2 separate regions of the Homo sapiens genome follow, and region 2 is linked to region 1. Evidence: chromatin loops called from intact Hi-C (ENCODE). Cell type or tissue: IMR-90. All regions are shown on one strand.

Region 1 (2,500 bases):
CCTTCTGCTGTTAAAGCTTGAAACTTGTATCTGTTTTATGAGTTCCTTCCTCAGGAAAGGACCTTCGGGAAGTATCAAAGAACTGAAACTCAGCAGATCACTGCACCAAACACCTCCTTGCCCCACCCTAGTTCCTGTTTTCTTACACATTGTTACATTTCCTCGGTGCTCTATAAACCCCTAGTTTTGGTAAGTCAAGGAGATGGATTTGAGACTGAGCTCCCATCTCCCTGGCTGCAGCACCTAGTTAATACTTCTTCCTTGGCAATACTTGGCATCTCAGTGATTGGCTTTCTGTGCAGCAAGAATCAGGGCCTAGACCAAACCTCTGGAGTTTTGGTAACATCAACAGTACAATAATAAATGGAAATAAATAAAATAAATAAAAACATTGTATATAGTAGACCAAATGGTCATAGTTACTGTGAGAATGGGAGAGCAGAAAAGGCAGTTGAAGGAGGAAGCAAAACAAGGGGTCAAAGAGAGGCAGAGTCAATTATATTAAAATCCAGTTAATTTTAATATAATATATAATTTAATATGATAAATACATAAAATATATAAAAATCAGGACTTGGAATTTGAGTGTTACAGATTTAGAACCTATTTGAGGTCCACTCCAGTTGACTATTTTATGCATAGTAAATTGAATTTTGATTTCTAAACTTTAGTCTCCTGACTTGCTAAAGTGCTCAGGCCTTACATGGTACAAAGGGCTTAAAAAATGAGGCTTAACTGATTTGGTGTCCAAAGTCCCAGCTTGTTTGGTGGACCATTGGAATATTGCTGGGAGAACAATAACAATTTTGGGAGACCAACACAAGACCTTGTGTCACAGTGAAGCTTATGAACCTTGACATCACTTAAAGGCAAGTGTGTGGTTTTTTTTTTCTAGGATAGTTCCCCAAATTAGGAACATCTCTTGTGGACCCTTGTTTGAGAATAAACACTAGTGCTCTAAGTCATTGTTTCCCTTCAGGAGTACTTGTGCAGATAAATAGGTCACCCCAATAGCTGAGTGATCCCACAACCATTACCATCTTTGGTTATAAAACGATCTCCACATTTAGATTTTGAGCTCCTGGAGGGGAGGTCTCCAATATTCTTTACTTTCTTTAATTTCTCAGCATCTTGCACATTGCATGTGTACGGTTAGGTGGAAGCTTCACGAGTGTTTATTAAATGATTGATCAGAAGAAACAGGGAGAGTAACTTCATGTAACTGGAGTGGCTTATTGAAAAGTTTGTCACCAATCCCTGTTCCTGTGTAGTAAACTTGTAACACATCTATGGCATTCCATCTTAAATTGTGGCTCCTACTGAATAGTACGCACATCTCAAGTAGACTTGGAGGCTCTGCTCACATGGCCTCTGCACCCCCTCTCATAGCTTGTTTTCTGATGTACCAAGGAGATTCTTGTATCTTTGAAGACTGCTAGCTCTAAGGCAGTTTCTTGTTTTTTCTCATGAAGGCGGTGAGGAATAGCCTTATTTTGAATCACTGTGACCCCTTGTGGGCATGTGTGGGGACTGCACCCCAACCTCTGTTCTAAGTAGTAGGCCCCATGCCTTGCTTGGGGCCACCTTGGCTCACTCTCCACTGACAATCTCAGTATAGTCTCCTCTCCTCCTACCGCCCCCCGCCCCCCGCCTCACCCACTGAAGACTGAGTGACCTGGAATAGGAGTATTCTAAACTGGAAGGCTTAATTCAGTGTGACAAGGCAACCCTATTAATTTGCCTCTGCCTTGAGTTGGGATTTCAAATCTCTCCCTGTGTCTACAGGATTGAACTGGCATGAAGTGCATTAGCTTCCCACTAGAGTTGGTGCAATTCTGCTTCAACTCCCTCTCCATCTCCCTTGGTGACTTCTTTACACCAGGAGGCAACCTGCCTTTATGGTTCTCCTTCAGCAAACACACACTTTTCTCCCCCAGAGACAGGTTTCCATGGAAACCAATCCAAGGGGAAACATTCTGGAGAGGTAGAGTTTGTGGTGTAAGGTATGGTGAAAACCACAAGAGGGGTGTGTGGAGAAGGCAGTTATGTCAGGATTATGTTAGAAATGTGAACAAAAATGTACTGAGGCAGTAGGAAAGCACATTAAACTTTAAAAGTGTTTTTAAATGTTGCTATTCAATGGGAGTGACATATCCTAGTGAAATCAGAAGGCCGTAGAGTGCCCACTGTGTATGAGGCATGATGCAAAGTGGAGGGAAGGACCCAGGTGGCAGATGTGGCCTCGCCTCAGGGAGTTTGCAGCCTCTTTGGAGAGATGAGATGGGCACACCAGACAATAGTACATCAAAGCAAAGAATGAATGGGACCCACACGACCAGAGAGGATGCAGCCATGACTCCTGCTTTAGGCCAATCATCTTACCTTTAGAAACCAATTTTTTTTTTATTTGACTGCTCTATTATATTAAAACAAATAGGCTGGGTGTGGTGGCTCATGTCTGTAGCCCAGCATTTTGGGAGGCTGAGATGGGAGGATCGCT
Region 2 (2,500 bases), 85 kb before region 1:
TTACTACTGTAGTAAAAATAAAAACTAAAATCTGTATAATGCAATGGTGAACACAAGGCTGAATTGTGTTCTGGGCAAGGAACTTCTCAGAGCTTCAGTTTTCTTATCTGCAAAGGAGGGAGTGACAGTAGATAATGCTCACAGGTCCTTCTCCTTCTAAAATTCTAAATCCATTTACTCAGTAAAAAGGATCAACTAATCCCTTGCACAACCTGCAAAGATGCTATTCCTCCCTCCCATAACAAATTTTCAAGTGTCTCCTGAATCTTTCAGAATAACATGAAAGCTGTATACCTATTGTGGAATTTGATTAGAATCCGGAACAGTCAGAGTTGGAACAATGTTCACAACAAAATGCAAGTTAATAATGAAGGAAAAATAAAATCAGTCAAATCAGCCTAATGCTTTGGGAAAAATCTAAATTCAGTTAATTCTACCACAAACAACATGTAACCTGCTTATGACTGGCAACGCTGAAGGAGGATTCAAAGGCTCTCATCTCGCGCTGCTTGCCTGACCTCTTGCTTTCTAGGAGCTGACTTACCCTGTCAGATGCATACACGGCATCGAATAGCCCAAGGAGGGTGACGGAGATGCCCACAGCTGGACCATTGACCACTGCAATCAGAGGCTTAGGAAAATCTATAAAACAGCCCACAAATTCCCTACAGAAATGGAAACACAAAATCATTAAATGTGCCAAAGCAGCATGACTAAAGCATGGGCAAGACAGTCTGACTCTGAGATAAAGCCTTCTGTCAGGCTGGGTGTTTCCACAGCCACCACCAGCAGTGCCTCCTTGTCCTGCCACTTCCCTGGTCTTCCGCACCAGATTCATCCAGGGCATCCGTCTGAATGGCAGTGGATGGAAGACCAACCAGTGAGACCTATGGGTCAACCCTGGTTTGAATCTTGTATTCTGGACAGTGAGTTCAGGGCTGTAAACCAGCCGCAGTCTTAGAGATTAGGTTGGGTGACTGAGCACATGCTGCAATATCACAACAAGTGGGAATTACAGATTTGGCAGGAATAAAGAGAAAAGCCTTCATGACCTCCTCCTGTGTTTACAAGACTCCTCCGAGTCTCCTACCTTCAGCGTTCATGGAAATCTCCCATTCCTCTGGCTGGATGAGAATTTGCTAAATTCCTCTGCCTCAGTGCAAGATAATTTTGTTTACAACTATAGCTCACTTTTATGTTTTCCAGTCAAATCTCATGAGACCAGCAGGATGAACAGGTAACAGAGGTCAAAGAGAAAGAATGAATGCCCACCTATGGATGGAGGCAGTTTAGAGAAATATGCTTGTCCAAAGTCACAATTAACTGCACTGACACAGAGAAGCAGATATTGCACTTTTGCTCAACTAAATACCACTTTGATGACTAAGAACGGGCCCTCTGGGATCAGACAAAGGTCAGTAACTCTTACCTCAGTAAAACGGCATTATTTTTAGCTTTCTCCTCTACTCCACCAGGGGGAATATCAGTGAAGTTAGTCAGATCATTCCCACTACTGTAATAGTCACCATTTCCTATAAGTAAGAAAATCAACAGATCCCTCATTCAATCATCCTATAATTCTTGAGTATCTACTGCATGCCAAACTCTATGGTTAGGCAAGGGAAATACATTGGAGAACGAGCAATGGTTCCTGCCCTAACTTACAAACTAGTGAGTACGCTGGACACTGATCTATAAAAACACACCGATAAATGTAGCTAATGCTACTGTTGAAATAGAGGAGTGGTGCGTCATGAAATGAGGGTATGTACCAGGAGGGTTGGTCTAATCAGGGAGTTCAGGAAAGAACTTTCCTAAGGAAGCGACAACTGAATTGAGATCTGAAGGAGAGGCCAGGTGGGCTAGAAAAAGAGGGCTGGGAAGAACAGTTTACACAAAGGAACAGCCTGTGCAAAGGCTCTTTGGAGAGGTTATCCCCACTGTAGATGAAGTAAGAGCCACTGTAGCTGACTCAGGGAAAGCCAGGGGGAAGTCGGTGCAGGATGAGGACTGGCAGAATAGACCTGACAGTGCTTTGTAGATCCCATGAGGAAGTTTTTTCTTTATTCTAAGAGCCACTGAAAGTATGTTTCTGAGTGTGTGTGTTTAATTAAAGTACAATTTATATACAATAAAACAACCAGTTTTTAAATGTTCATTTAGATGAGTTTTAATAATTTTAAATACCCACAAGATCACCATCCAAAACAAGATACAGAACATCTCCATCACCCCAAAAGTTTCCCGTAGGCTCCTTCCTAGCTATCCCACCCCACCTGCTCCAAGGCAATCACTTTCTGACTTCAATTTCCACAGAGAAGAACTTTTGTCTACTGTAGAACTTTCTACAAATGGACTCATACAGTATGTACACTCCTGTCTTTATTTTGCTGAACTGTGTTTTAAAGATGCATCCACATTCTTGTGTATATCATTTATTCCATTTTATAGCTGAGTATTCCATTGTACAAATAGTCAACAATTTGTTTATTCATCCATG

The links. Peaks named below come from ENCODE experiments on the same cell type or tissue, not always from the same donor. Only the 100,000 strongest peaks of a DNase experiment are listed, where the experiment ranks them.
Region 2: a loop joins it to region 1, with 10 times the contacts of the local background. A loop is called at or near these places in 2 of 110 quality-filtered maps.

Annotation. Positions count from the first base shown.
Region 1 is chr6:4,209,295-4,211,794 of GRCh38, forward strand. No RefSeq gene overlaps it. Among named protein-coding and RNA genes, the nearest start is that of ECI2-DT, 74 kb to the left of the region's middle. In IMR-90, a CTCF peak has its summit at 1,515 (motif pointing left); a DNase peak (open chromatin) is centred at 1,487.
Region 2 is chr6:4,124,706-4,127,205 of GRCh38, forward strand. ECI2 (enoyl-CoA delta isomerase 2) reads right to left here. Exons shown (of 10, transcript NM_206836.3): 6 at 1,430-1,532; 7 at 545-665. It also overlaps the pseudogene TEX56P. Among named protein-coding and RNA genes, the nearest start is that of ECI2, 9.6 kb to the right of the region's middle. RefSeq lists an enhancer at 1,250-1,544. In IMR-90, a CTCF peak has its summit at 1,493; a DNase peak (open chromatin) is centred at 1,446; H3K27ac peaks cover 303 bases.